Linked DNA regions of Mus musculus: region 1 is linked to region 2. A link is a loop called in an ENCODE intact Hi-C map of the cell type or tissue named here. Cell type or tissue: heart. All regions are shown on one strand.

The links. A loop is a pair of places that touch in the nucleus more often than their neighbours do. Peaks named below come from ENCODE experiments on the same cell type or tissue, not always from the same donor. Only the 100,000 strongest peaks of a DNase experiment are listed, where the experiment ranks them.
Region 1: a loop joins it to region 2, with 7 times the contacts of the local background. A loop is called at or near these places in 2 of 42 quality-filtered maps.

The regions. Positions count from the first base shown.
Region 1 is chr1:129,843,111-129,851,110 of GRCm38, forward strand. The region is part of intron 12 of Thsd7b (thrombospondin, type I, domain containing 7B); the gene reads left to right. Among named protein-coding and RNA genes, the nearest start is that of Gm36347, 230 kb to the left of the region's middle. In heart, a CTCF peak has its summit at 501 (motif pointing right); no DNase peak of the experiment used is centred here.
Region 2 is chr1:130,346,541-130,354,540 of GRCm38, forward strand. No RefSeq gene overlaps it. Among named protein-coding and RNA genes, the nearest start is that of Gm41951, 48 kb to the left of the region's middle. In heart, a CTCF peak has its summit at 3,948 (motif pointing left); no DNase peak of the experiment used is centred here.

The DNA.
Region 1 (8,000 bases), 500 kb before region 2:
ATACTTTCCTTTTGCTGTGATACGTTTAGACTGACATATGTTTTTACACCTGCTTGCTCTGCCTTTACATTTTCTAATATACTTATGTCTCTCTTTTTCCCTGTGAAAACTGTTTTGTCCAGATTGTAAATAAATACGGGTTTTAGCTATGTCTTTTTAAACTTGAGCACATTTACAGAATGTTTGCAAGGACCATTTTAAAACAGGAATACTTATGTGGATATCATCTAGAGGTAGAACTTTTGCTTTCTACCAGACAGGAGGCCATGTTCAATCTTCTACACCAAGAGAAAACACACACACACACACACATCACAGAGAGATTAATGTTGTCTTACACTTTTGAAATCAAGAGCACCTTAAAATTCCTTTCCACCACTGTACTTTCTGTCCACCTTGACCTTACTCTATCAGATGTTAGCGTTCAAGTCTTAGAAGCCTTCCTGGTTCACTTGTGCTCACAGATGAACTACCTTAAAACCTGGCTTTTGCAAGAGAGACCACTAGGGGTCTCCCTCTCTGTGAACTCTATGTGATATCAGTCAAGATTCACTCAAAGGTGCTTCTATCTCTTGAAAGGGAGTCTGATGGTCCTTCCTTCCATCTCAACCATCCAGAGACAGCCCCACCCGTGGATCCATCCCATAAACAACCACCAAAACCAGACACTATTGCATATGCCAACAAGATTGTGCTGACAGGACCCTGATATAGCTATCTCATGTGAGGCTATGCCAGTGCCTGGCAAATACAGAAGTCGACGCTCACAGTCATCTATTGTATGGAACGCAGGGCCCCCAACGAAGGAGCTAGAGAAAGTACCCGAGGAGCTATAGTTGTCTACAACCCTATAGGAGGAACAACAATATGAACTAACCAGTATCCCGCCCCCCCCCCTCCCCACCAAAGCTTGTGTCTCTAGTTGCATATGTAGCAGAGGATGGCCTAGTCGACCATCAATGGGAGGAGAGGCCTTGGTCTTGTGAAGATTATATGCCCCAGTACAGTTGAACGCCAGGGCCAGGAAGCGGGAATGGATGGGATGGGGAGCAGGGTAGGAGGAGTCTATAGGGGACTTTTGGCGAGGAAAGTAGGAAAGGGGATAGCATTTGAAATGTAAATGAGAATATCTAATAAAAATTACAAAAATAAGAAAGAAAGAAAGAAAGAAAGAAAGAAAGAAAGAAAGAAAGAGAGAGAGAGAGAGAGAGAGAGAGAGGAAGAAAGAAAGGGAGTCAGAATATTGGGAGGCAGAGATGCAAGCAATGCAAGCACGGTCATCATTCTCTGCCTTGCAAGCTCTGTGTCTGCAGGTTCATCTTCAAGTGGCTATGAAGAACGACAACAGACAAAATTGAGGTTTCCTACCTCAGCCTTCCTAGTAGGTAGGATTACAGGAAGCAGCCCCAAGGCCTGATGGTAACTCTTTTGTGGACTTGAATCTCATCAAGAATATTTTTCAGTAAATTATTTTCCTTTTAAAACTGCCATGCAAGGCATCTTGCATTTATGTCATTTGATTTTTTTAAAGCATAATATTTTATTAATTATTTGGAAATTTTACATAAGGCAACCCAATCACATTCACTTCCCAGAACTCCCAGGACCACACCTGCCCCTTGTAATCTTCCCCCAAACAAAAGAAAAAGAGGAATAAAGACTATTTCTATGAGTTTTGTTATTTATTTTACAAATACGTTCCCAGCTTAATATTTCTCTTCTAGCTTTACTGGCATATTATAAGCTTGTAAAAAACTGGCAGCATTCAGAACCTGATATACATAGCAGAAAGCTATGTGTCAGTTTTTACCCTGTGGTTTCCATATTAGATGTGGTAATAGACAAATCCCATTTGAGACGATGATCATATGTAACAGTGCTTTATTCTTGGGAATATACTTTGAAAAAGGACAGATTCTGTATAATGTTTTCCCCAAGTAGTCATCCCTACCACCATTCCATAGTTTATTAAATATATATTTATTTGTATCTTATGTGTCTTGAATGCTTACATGTGCACACACACACATGCACACAAACACACACACACACACACACACACACACACACACACACACTCATGACCTGGTGTCCATAGAGGCCAGAAGATGGCATCAGATCCCCTGGCATTAGGGTTAGAAGTTGTTGTGAAACACTTCTTATGGGCACTGTTTACTGAATATGGGTCCTCTGCAAGGGCAGCAAGTGCCCTTAACTGCTGAGGCTTCTACTCCATGACTTTAAAAGACTTTTGCCATGTGACTCATATAAAGTATCATACTAAGTCTTAGTATATTTGAACCATGTTTTTGTAAATCAATGATTTGACAATACACCTCACAATCTAGAGGGGCAATCTTTTACAATCTCACACATAGTATAATTATGTATCTTTATATGTGAAATTTTAATTTAATTTACTTTTAATGTAACTCTTAAATCTTGGTATCATGTTTACTACACAGTTCTTTGGTATCATCTCAGATTTTTTTTTATTATTATTTTGTAAAGCAAATTTCTTGTGGAGGATTTATCTAGTGGAACTACATTTATAATGATAATTTTCACAGATCTGTTAGGGGATATAATCTTTGAGTAGCCTGCATGTGTTTAAAAAAAAACCTGATCACAGCCTGTATTTTCATATTTTCAGTGAGCCATTAGAGATAAGAAACCAAAGTCCATAAGGAAAGCTAAATTATTGATTTTACAACATCCCACTCTTCATTTTTATTCCAAAACTAATATTTGACATTTTAGCCAGAAAAAAATATAAAATGCATTATGAAGTCACCCTAGCCAGTTCTCTGATGTATTTATTCCACATAGTCTTTTTTTAATAAACCATTTCCCCGAGTATTGAAAATATTAGGATCTCTATAAGCTCATTCTTTAGCTGAGAAATTACTACTGGGGAAAACAGTGGTCAGTGTATGATATGATGTTTCCGGGTGGCAAAAGAGTTGGGAAAGGTTATTGGAGAGAGAAAGAATCCTGGGCAATGCCCCTTACTCCTTAGGGCATAATTAGTACTGTAGCTATTTTTTAATTACTTTATTTTATGGGTATAGCTGTTTGACAGTATGTATGTCTGTGTACCACATATATGCAGCGCCTGTAGTCTGGCATCAAAGAAGGCATCAGAAACCCCAGAACTGGAGTTACATGCTGTGAGCAGTCAATTAATTGGGTGCTGAGAATTAAATCTGGGCCCTCAGGAAGAGTGTTCAGTGCTATTAATTTCTAATCCATATCTCTATAGAAGCCTAATTATGGCTTCTTAATTCTCTGGTTTGGTAGGTTCTAATATAACCTGTTTTCCAAGAATAAAAGGAAAATCATGGAGAGAAATGGGCAGCATTTAGAGGTTGAATTGAAATCATTTATAAATGTGATTCTTATCCAAGGAGGGCATTGGGATTTAAGTGCATCAGGAGGGTTTTCCTAGGTTGATAGAACACATTTGTCTCTTCCTTTATGTATGTGGGGAATTGCTCAAATATTTTGATGCCTGTGATAAGAACATTCCTATTACTGTTATCTTCTCTATTTTTCCTTCCCAAGACTAATCTGAGCTATCAAATCCATTCCTATGCTAACAAAATTATTTTCATGACAATTAGGTGACCACATGGTAGTTGATGAGGCAATTTCTCTTGAGCTCTATGAGGATATGCTGTGACTATATGTCCTCAAGTTGCCTAACCCAAGGAGGTACTTTCTGAAACATGGTAACTGTGGTCCTGTATTAGAGGATAATTTGACATTAATGTAAAACAAAACAAAACTCAAAAATCCCATAAGGACTCTGGAATAACCCTATTGTTCATTAAGTGTTGCCAGAAAAAAATAAATAAATCACAAATCTTTGGAGTATATAACCATTTTGAGGATGCACAATATCAGACTTTTTGAAGCTGGCTTCTATGTAACCATGACCGACCAGGATGAGTTCTCAGTTAGACACTGTAAATTGCCTCATATGAGCATTTAATATTTTTATCTTCTGTACAGTAGGCTTATGACTGACAGAGGCCCCAATTCCTTACATACTGGAAACTCTAAGGTTTGTATTTTTGCTTCAGACAAGACATCTATTTGTGGTTCCATGATGACACCTTGGCCTCCCTTCCCTAGTGCTGGCTTCAAATTCAGGTCTCCTTATACATGAGGATATGATTCATGGTTTAGGCTTAAGGAAGCATAGGCTCACAAGAACTATTCCTTAAAATGGCTGCAAAGTTCTAGGAGTCAGTGCTTAATGCACTACTTGGGGGTGTCATCTTTGACCCTGCCATTGCATGAGTTTACATCTATTACCCATGCCAGGAGTTGCAATGGTAGGACCAGGCTTATTCCAAATACATCAAACTGACCAAAAGAATACCTTCTACCCTGGAAGGAAAAAGCAGGCCACTGGTATTGAAAAGAGAGGGGAGTCTACCCTGGGCCACAGTGTTATCAGAAATTCAATATCCACCACTATTCAGATTTCTATACTCCTTTCTAGCAGTGGCAGCAAAGGATTTAGGATCTATCACAGTGGTTTTGAGGTTTGTTTCTAAGCATAATAGGTGTGTGTCACTAAATCTACCTTCTAAGCCCCCAGTTCTCTAGTTTTCTCATGTCTCACACAGGAAACACTTCTCAAGGAGGCTTTGGAGATGAAATGTCATCATCATGAAAAGTGACAGTGTGTATGTCTAAAAATAAGCATTGCTGGGTAGAATTGTATAATGTAAATGACTTACCACTATCTTGCTTTGGAACTTAAAACATTTTCCCAATTTCTGATAACCTCTTAGAAGATTGCTCTATGTAGTTTCTGTCTTTTAAGAATAGTCACCTTCAAATAGGGACTTTTAAAGAAAAATAACATGCCAGGGGCATGCTTCAGTGGGCAGAGTGCTTGCTGCATATCACAAGGACCTGAGTTCAAATCTTTAGCAGTGACATAAAAGGCTATATATATGCTCCTATAATTCCAGAGCTGGAGAGACCAAGACCATGATCCCAGAAACTCACTGGTAAGCCAGTCCAGTCTAATGTGTGAGTTCTAAATTTACTGTGATACCCTGTCTCAAAACTTAAGGTGGTGAAATGGTTCATAAGGCAAAGAAGGGTTCATCAAGCCTGGTGGTCAGAATTCCAGCCTAAGAGCTCACACGATACATTGGGAGAACGGACTCCTTATGCATTGTTCTCTAACCTCCATACATGTTTAATCAAAATGGAAAAGCATCCAGAAAGGTGTGCTCGTGTTGGCACTGAGATTTATCTAGTCTTTGGCCAAGGAAATAACATTAGGGAAGGTTTTTGTTTCTGTTTGTTTGTTTGTTTGTTCATGCATTTTTGTTTGTTTTTATTTTCCTTCATTGTATCTTATTAATTTTTAGTTAATTATCATTGATATAGATCATTAGGAACTGAGTGAGTGAAGTATGAAGACCAAAGTCAAGGCTGCAATTGTACAAGAAACCAAGGCTATGCTTATCCTATCTCAGTGCAAGCAGAAATCACAATGAATACACCAACCATCTAAAAGATGGGGAAATTGTGCTGCATTTGAATCAGAGCCTTTATCTGAATACACTTCTTTTTCTTCCTTTGATAAAACTCCTCATCCTAATCCTCATGTGCAATGCCCAAGTCTCACAACAGCTCCTCTGTGACTCCTTCCACAATTCACCAAAAGAACCAGTGCATTGGGTCCCTCTACTCCTGGCTCCATTACTTCCCTGTAGAGGATGCTTCTGCAGTCATGTGCTGGCTCTTTGTGAGCTTGTGTGCTCTTTAGACCACTCAGCTTCACTAAGCCTCTAGTGTCTCATCTTTAGAAGAGCAACAGTGACAATGCATGTGCCCCAAGTAACTGTGAGATAAATGAGGTTAGTTATGGATGACCTTGACTTTCATAAGGAAGTCAGCTCATATTTAGTCCTTAAGTTACAGTTTCTTCATTATCTTCTTCCCAAGTCTTTGGATAAACAATTTTTTTTTTCATTTTAACACTTAACATATTCTGTAGAGTTGATCTTACATCTCATATAAGGTGTGGATTATAAAAGTTTTCTACTCTTTTTGCATACTGTGGACCTAACTAGCAAATAGTGTATCTTCTGAGGTGAATGAATCTGAAATATCTTTTGAATATAATAAACTAGCAATTATTATTCATACTTTATACTCTGATTACAAGAGTCATGCATACACATTTTGAACTCTTACACGAATGTCTGTTCGTGTCAATTATTCTTCATGCCCCTGGTTACCTGCTTGAGAAAGGATGAAAATGATATCATGATACTAAACAAAGATAATAAATCTGTGGATATCTTGTCATCTAATCTAGAAGGGATGGAAATATTCTATCACATGGTCACCTGAACCAGAAGGGACAAGAATGCACCATCATGATATTGAATACAATTAACTTCTTCATGTGGAAATACACATGTAACTCTGGCTTCATTGGTCTGGTACACGAACCATGCAGGCAAACAGCCACAGGTACCATGAGAATCAGATAGCGTCCCTGTATCATCTCATAAGAAGGGATGTATTTGTTGCTTTTCTGTTGCTGTGAAAAAATAAGATAACTACAAGCAACGTAGAAGAAATGAGGGGGTCAGTTCAGCTTCCAGTTCCAGATGGGGGGAATAGTCCATTATAACAGGAAAGGAATGGCAGAAAATGTGTGGAATAGTCCATTATAACAGGAAAGGAATGGCAGAAAATGCCAGCTTGCCAGTCAGGAAGCAGGGAGATCCCATTTCCCCAGGATGCAAGAAGCAGAGAGAGAGAACAGGAAGTAAGCCCAGGCTATGAAAACCTTAGAATACACCCCCAGTGACCTACATCCTCCAGCAAGGCTCTGCCTCCCAAAGGCTCTGTGACCTCCCCAAACAGGACAACCTCCAACAGGGGAAAATATATGCATGGGGAACATTTCTCATCCAAGCCATCACAATGGATTTGTCTGACATAAGGTGTCTGAAAGAGAATAACAACTGGAAAATCAGGCCCTCAAGGCTTTCACATGAACACTGAGATAGTGCATGGCACCTCCCTTTCAACACCCACCCAAGAAGTACAAATGCACCAACCATATTGTGTTGTTTTAGTCCATGCTGAATTTCATGGCGTATAAATTCTTGTCCAATCTAAGCACATCTGTTCATGGTAATTAACTTCTGTGCCTTGTGAGCAGAAAAGCAGAATCAGCTATACAGTAAGACGCACTGGCTTTATTTCTGTTTGTCATAATGATTCATTGAGGCATTATGGGGAAGCAGATGCTTTTTATGCACTCCAAGACTCTGCATCACGGCAGCCCGAGTGCTGCCATTACTCCTCATACGTTGAATTAAGCAGGGTTTTAAGGTTGTAGAGCATTAAGGTTGTCAAGTGTTAATACCACTGTGGGAACATAATTTTGAAACCTTAAAAAGTCTTTGCTCATTCCAAAACTTAACTTCCTTTTCTTCCCTGGTGGAGGGTCATAATTTAAGCTCTAATCCTGAACTTGAGTGGAAGCTTTTATAAAGTTACAAATCACTGGGCTGGAAGTTCCTGTGAAAATTTAATTTTAGTTCACCATCTACCACCTTCTCTGTCAAAGACTGGTAATAGCAATTCCCTAGTAGGCTTGCAGTTATGGTTAAAATGAAATCATGAGAAGAGCACATAGCAAAGAACCAGTCGTGTAGTGATGGCCATTGCTTGAGGAAGTCACTGTGTTTGCCCTAACTTCTATCTACTGTTGTGTTTAGTCCTTAATAAATTCTATGAGGTGGATACAATGATTATGCTCATTCTACGTATGTAGTATGTATGTATGTATGTATGTATGTATGATGGAATTGATATTAGAGAAATTAACTTAAGCAAACTTTATTTCTTGGGAAAGTATGGAACCAGTCCTCAAACCCAATTACCTTGAGTCCATGGCTGGTTTCCTACATGCCTTTCATTGGCATTAGTTGAAAACTCTGCCCATA
Region 2 (8,000 bases):
GGAACACAGGGCCCCCAATGGAAGAGCTAGAGAAAGTAACCAAGGAGCTAAAGGGGTCTGCAACCCTATAGGTGGAACAACAATATGAACCAACCAGTCCTCCCGGAGCTCGTATCTCTCGCTGCATATGTAGCAGAAGATGGCTTAGTCGGTCATCAGTGGAAAGAGAGGTCCCTTGGTCTTGCAAACTCTATATGCCCCAGTACAGGCGAACACCAGGGCCAAGAAGTGGGAGTGGGTGGGTAGGGGAGCAGAGCGGGTGGGGGGGTATAGGGAACTTTCGGGATAGCATTTGAAATGTATATAAAAATAATAATAAATAAAAAAATTTAAAAAAAGAATCCATACCTCTTGAAGAGTATTTGAGTTCCGTTCTCAGCACCCATGTGGAGAAGCTCACAGTCACCTGCAACTTCAGCTCCATGGGGATCTCATGCCTCTGATCTCAACACTTAGCCTGCACATACCACACACCGACACACAGAGACATACAGAGCAATAGAATAAATATTTTTCTATTATTATTATTTCAATAGTAAATACTCTTGTATCATGCCATAGAAATTTCTGTCTGAACCAACCCAAACTGATTATTTCATACTCATATGTCCAACTCTGGGACTCAAAATGGGTAGCTTAAGTCAGCAGTGCTTTCTGAAGGTTCATACATTCTCCCACTGTAAGAGTTCGACAGTCATTCACACTTATAAGATTGTGTGCATGCAGAGTTCAACATGGATAAATGCTTGCCTTGCTTCTTGAGACAAATGATGCTTTTGAACAAGGTCCATTCTACTGCCCTATTCCACCCCATATCTTATTCTTCTAAGTCTCAAGAATTCTAGAAGAGCATGGTCATTAGTCAGAACAATGATGGTTACGAGTAGGTCATGCCAAGGTGGAGATAGAGGCCGCAGTCATGCAACCATGTAGCTATAGACCAAGGAACAAAGCTGCCAGAAGCTGGAAGTGGAAAGGAAGAGCCCTCCCCACCCCCCACCCCACCTCCACCCCACCCCCCCACCCCACCCCCCACCCCCCACCCCCGCCTTCAGATGATTCATGAATCTATCTGTTGACATCTTAACACCTTGTCCCCACAAGTCTTCAGTGAATAAGTCCTTAAGCCACTATGTTTTGGATCATTTGTTATTGTAATGCTAGCAAAGAAATTGAAAACGTAACAAGAAAGTTTCCACTATGGATAGAAATGCCATCTTTCACAAATGCATTCCTTTGCTTCAAATGCACAATGATTTCAAATTAAATATGGCAGAATCCTTTGAAAAGGGGTTGTATTGTAGAAAATCAGTGTTTGACATTATGGACACTGGAATTGGAGGTCTTGAGGTCTTAGATGTGCCAAGGAGCACTAAATACTATATAACTCTAATCCTAAAAGTCTCAACAGAACCACCTCTTAACACCAACTTGACTTGGGAGACTGTGCCACTTGTCTGGCATTTGTCAGAGTTCCTGATATAGGGAAACCAGGCTCTTCCCTATATAAGGGCCTTGCTGCCTCTAGGGTCATCTGTGAAGCTTGACCCCATACTCATCTCAGAGCATGTGCCTTTTGCAATGAAATGAGTCTGCTACATGGCCAATGAACAGAGGTAGCTCCATTCACTTTCAGACCACTACACAGGTGTCCTGAACCCATAGTTCCTTATCAAAATGTCCCTGAGACTGTTTTCAGAAGCTCCTGTGGAATTTTCCTCTAGGCCCATGCCCTCTGTTGAGTGAAGAACATTCTCAGTGTGCATATTCCTCCTGTTGGTTTTGATGAATGTACAAGGCACTCTGAATGACAGCTTGGGCATGGAGATGAGGAGAGGAGTCTGGCTAGGTCCCAGGGTGCACCTATTCTAGCAGCACTTCAGTTTTGGAGAAAGTCTTTGGTAGTTCGAACCTCAAACATGGCCTCCTGGATCTTTACAGAGGTGCAGCTCCCAAAGCAGGGTGATTGAGCATGTGTTCTTTTTAAATTTTATTTATGTATTTGCTTTACATTTCAATATCAGCCTCAGCCCCCCCCTCTACTCCCAGTACCCCCTCACACAGGTACTCCCCCATCGCTTCCTCCCCTCGTCCTCTGAGAGGGTGGAGCCCGTCCTGTGTCACACCCACCTACCCATCCACCCCACCCCACCCCACTCCATCCCATGCTCATGAAGTCACTGCAGGACTAGGTGCATCCTCTCCCACTAAGGCCAGACAGGGATGCCCAGTTAGGGGAGTGGGACCCATAGGCAGGTAACAGATTCGGGAACGACCCCTAGCTCCAGTTGTTGGGGGACCCCTATGAAGACCTGATCTATAAGTCAAATATTTAGGAGAATTGAATGTTATCCTTTCATATACATTTCTTCCCTAGACCCAGAGAACTCAGCTTGGCCCTGATTCAGAGGTGTGGTGGTTTTAGAACAGTCTGTGAAGGTAGAATATTGGACAAGCAGCCATTCACCAAAGAGGACATAAGAACAGGATCCCAGCCTGGAAATGGGCACAAGAGTGAAAGAGACTTGGTACTATGGTTGGTATTAATGTCAACTTGCCACATGTTAGGATCACTAAGTAGGGAACCTCATTTAAAGAGTTGTCCTGATGCAAGAGAGGACAATTGCCCTAATTGCCTTGATTTATATTGGTAGCAGACAATATTTAAAAAAAAAAAAAAAAACTATTTCAAAAGGAATTGTAAGTAAAATAAACCTTCTCCTCCTCGTGTTGCTTTGATCATGGCTATATCACAGCAAAGGAACCCTAACTAAGACACATGGTAAGGACTTGACCATAGAATGTATAAACTACGCCAAGGGTGAAAATGACTGCATTTCAGAAAATAGACACAGGCTCCCCATCCCTGATGGGCTTCATGGTTTTGAGCTATAGTTTCCAGAAATGTAAAATTGGGGATAATTAAGCAAAGAGATTTATGAGACTTCAGAAAGGAATGAACCAGAGCCAAACAGGATTCTATTACATTCAACTGTCTTTGTTCTGACAAGAGACCAGGTCTCTTCTAGAATCTATAGTCAAAATCTACAGATATCTGCCTTCATATGTAGGGCCCACCTAGATAATTCAGAGTGACCTTACCTCAGAATCCTAGCGTAATTGTGACTACAAGGATATGTTTGTAAAATGAGGTCATGTTTATACATTCCAGGTGGCTGCATCTTCTGCAGCAACTGTATGACTCTGCAATAACAAATTCTGCTATTTAGGTAACACTCTGCTGTGTACCCATAAACTGAATGCCAGCTTGCTGCAAACAGAAGGCAAGGGGAACTGTAAGCCTTGGTGTGCCCATGTGACCTATGTCTATGTCATAAGTATTGCTCTAGAATTTCAAACCCTCCATGAAAGTTGAGCATTGTTCCCATGGGAAATGAGCTTCAGTTGTAGTCAGGAAGTGAGAAAGGCGATGCAGACAGCAGGAGAGAAGGCTGTAACAGCTCTTGGTCTTAGCAAAACCAAAGCACAGTAGAGGAAAAAAAATATCACATTGTATCTCAAGCATTCCAATAGAATAAACTTCTGAACCAAAATAAATTCTTTTCATTTTCACAAAAGCAAAGAAATGGGGAAAAAGATAATTCCTGCCCATTAAATCAAATGTGTTAAAATTGCATATTGTCATAGTACCACTGCATGGAAGACATTAATATTCACATGTACTATATATGTGGGACCTTATAGCCCTGAAATATCTTGGCAGAACCTGCAACTAGTACAAAAGAATTGATGCACAGATGCTCAACCTTCCTAGGTCTTCCACGCCCTGAACTGAATACAGAGGGGCTCTCATCCCCACAATGGCTGCCCCAACAGAACTGATGTCTTTCCCCTGCTTTGGAATGAGCTGAGAAGCATTTTCATCAGCTGCAGGACAGCCAGAGCTGAGAAAAGACATTTCTCTCTGCTTACACTACAATGCCACCTAGTGGTCAATAGCTGAGGGCTGAGGCTAGCATTTTTTTTTTTTTTTTTTTTTTTTTTTTTTTTGCTTGTTTGTTTTTCTTTTGTTGTTTAGTAGTGCTAATTTATGGGTAGGTAAATTTTGCTTTTTAAAGCTGCAAGTCTGTATCTCCACTAAATGTCCTATACTGGCTCCGTTAACCAATGTCCTCTGTACCCCTCTGTTACATATGAATTACTCCTGCTCATCTTCAGCTGTAGGAGCATAATTTCCAATGTCGGGTAGATAAAATCATAAAAAAAAATTCTCCCCAAATTACCACCCTATGAAGATGTCTCTTTTAATATGAAGAACATTTCAGAGGCCAGTTTAAATAAAAACTGGCCAATATAGGCATATAGGCCTGCTTTGATACCTGAAAGATGACATGCAGTCTTTCATACATGAGAACATAACTCAAAGCTACTGTACATACTCAGGGAACATGAGCTGAGGCTGCTGCCGGACAAAGTCAGCCACCAGCAGTGGACTCAACTCATATTCTGTGGGCACCAGCATTACCAAGTCAGTTCTCTCCTGGGTCTCTGTGTAAACCATGGAGCAGGAGGGGCAAGACTACCAACCCATCATAAACACACATTCTGAGCCCAGCCCCATCTAGCTGTTGAAAGCCTCTTTCTTCCCTGAGAACCGGCTCTCGTAGTATCTGAAGGTTCTGTGCAAGCTGTCAAGGACAATCACAAGTAATAATCCTACTTAGCTGTAGATCACAATGACCAACATGGTAAGATAACATCAAGAACACAGTAGTAGTAGTTATTTCCTGGGGGTAATTAACAGGTAGCAAATTGGACTTAAGTTCCATTCAGTAAGATAGAAGTCATGCCAGGTACTGCAGACCTAGACAATTACCTGAGGCTGGTACAGCCATGAATTCTAGGGGAGATCCTACTACCAAGTCTTGCTTGGCCATGTAAGGGACAGAATGACATAGTTCCTGCCCCTGGAATAGAGCCATCAGGGATATATATATATATATATATATATATATATCCTCCTTTCAGAAATATTCTCTCTGATAAAGTTATCAGGAAATGTTCCCCCTGATAAGATTAATGATTCCATGATAACCACAGCCAATGTAAGTCCAGGAGGCAAGGGTGTGTCTACTGTTTTAGGAAAATGGTAAATGCTGTGGCCTTCAGGACAGTCCTTAAGGCTGTGGGAAAGAAGTCTAGAAACATGAGTTCAGAAATATATAATTTCTCAACTATGCAAAATATAAGGATGCAATATGAATTATAAGAGAAGTTTCATGAACCTAAAAGAACAGAAGAAGTTGCACGATGAGCCAGGTTGTCAGATAGATCCAAAGGCAGGCAGATTCCTGAGTTTGAGGTCAGCCTGGGACAGAGCTAGTTTGGGTCCCTGTTTGGTAGGAATGATAATTTCAGGCCAGAGTCCCAACCAGCTAACTTATTGTCTGTGCTTAGCAAAGGCAGTAAGATCTCTGAATTCTTTTGCAATGTAAAAAACAAAACAAAACAAAACAAAACAAAACAAACAAACAAACAAGCAAGCAAAAACCAAGAACTTTGCTCTCTCCTTCTAAGAATCCAAGGACTAAGGTCATGGGATGCTGATGCAGGAGATAATCAAAAGGGAACTGGATTGATATGTAAATGGTGGAAGCCTGGGCTTTTGATTTGCAAGAGATGAACTATCCAGAGAGTTTTTAGAATAGCAAGAGAAAGCAGAACACAGAAAGAGCTATCTGGAAAGCTGTCTCCAGCAGAACAAGGGCAGTCAACTTCTAACCCACAATTTGATGTCAAGTTGTTTGTTTCATGACTCCCAAATATCCCTTCTCTCAGAAACCCCTCTCCAAACTGAGGCTGGTCTTTGGCAACCTACTACTACTACTACTTTCATAAATCAGTGTATTTTTCTAACTGCTTTCTAAATATATATCCTTATACCCACAGATAAGTGTAGCTCTCACCCCTCATCAAGGAGCTTATTTTACAGCAGACAGAGACCCTAACAAAAAATCCATAACTAGTCAAAACATAAAGAACAACTGACTCTGCAGTCATTCCCAGTTGATACATCTGCAGCACAAGCCCTGCTCCTAATGATCAGAGAACAACACAGAAGAAATGGTGGTAAGAGTATAAAAGCCAGTAGACCAGGGCATCTTCTATGAGTTCATCTTCTATATGTCAGGAAGATGCACCCATGAAAGCTTAGCAGTGCAATGACCTAAGCAAGATCTGCACAGTGACAAAAATCAGTTGCTATCCCAACATTCCAGTGTTGTCAGAGAAAGTCTCAGAAGGCCTCACTCCTAAATGAAGAGCTACTGCCAGTTAATGTCTGTTACAAGAAAAGAATCATCCTTCCCTAGGGACAAACCCCTGGGTGGGTTATCCGATCCCAAGTGACCAGCCTTAAACATAGAGAGATGCACAGAACTAAATGGCCTCAGCAGGCTGTATTTATATACACATATGTATAAATGGGTATAGTGTGTGTGTGTGTGTGTGTGTGTGTGTGTGTGTGTGTGTGTGTAATAATTGAATAAAAGTTCATAAGTTTAAGACAGAATAGGGGGAGTCACAAGAGGAATTAAAAGGGGAAGAAGATGAAGTAGAAATGATGTAAATGCAGTATTCACATATGAAATTATTAAAATTAATAAAGTAAACACAATAAGTAAATACTATTGGGCCCTTTTTCATCTATGCGTAAGTGATAGATTGATAGATAGATAGATAGATAGATAGATAGATAGATAGATAGATAGATAGATAGATAGATAGATGATAGTGAGAGAACCTAGTGAGGAAACCCCCACTCAACTCCTGATTCAGTGTGCACCCAAGAATCACGAACAAACAGACCGTCTTGATGTAAATACACGCAGTAGTTTAATGGCGGAGCTCCAGGTCGAAATGTATCTCATGCAGGAGACAGTGGATCGACCACGAGGCTTGGAAGCTAGGGTTTTTTATAGAAAAGGGTCTGGGGCTGGGGGAGGAATTGGCGCCGTTTCACATGATTGGTTCATTTAAACATCAGCAGGGAGGAATTGGCACGGTTTCACATGATTGGTTCATTTAAACATCAGCAGACTGTACATGCAGATAACATTTAACTTAGGTCAGAAAGGCGGGAGATAGGGAGGCACCGGGCCAGTCCAGGCATGTCATTCTCTTTGTCTTTAGGGCCAAGCAGCCTCAGGAATGTCTTAACAATGGGCCTGCCTGGGCATGTCCTGGCCTGTTCTGCTATGTTCTCAGCCCTAGGTTTCAAAGCTCACAAACAACTCTTTGGGCTATTTGACATAAATTACATGAATCACAGGTCTCAAGTTTTATTTTCTTTCAATAGATAATTTTGTCTCACAGTCAAAAGGATCTATCTGCTGGTCACAGGGCACAGCCTACCCTATTGATTTTTCCAGTTTCTAGAGGTGCCTGCCCTCAAAATCTTGAATCTTCTCTCATCTCCAAAACCAGCACCATCAGTCCAGCCCTTGCAACACTGCTCTCTTGTTGGCTCAGTTTTCATTCTCTTCCTCATTGCGAAGAACTCTTAGAATTACATTCAGCCCACTTAGATGATCCAGGAAAATATGAACATTCTTATTTTCAGGGTGCGTGATTATCAGTCTTAATTCCATTTGCTTCTTTAGCTCCCCATTATCAAGCAGAATGTAATATAACCATGAGACCCAAGGTTAGGGCCTGAGCCTCTTTGTGAGTAGGGTGAGGCACTAGGAACCTCCCTAGGTTTTCACGAAGCCTCACATTTAAGTGGCAGCATCAAGAAAGGTCCCTGCATTGGACTTGGCTTCAGATTGGCTCCTTAACCTCCTTAACAACCCTAAGGAAGGGAGATGTAGCCCAGACTTGGCCAGAGAAACAGGTCTTTCCTTACCTGTTCCCTCACCTTCCTCACATGCTGCAGCGAGGTTCAGACATCTAACGCACCGTCTACCTTCACTGTATACAAAGCCACCTTTAATAGTAGATAGTGCAGAGTCAGATAGTTGAAAGTGTAAATTGCAGGT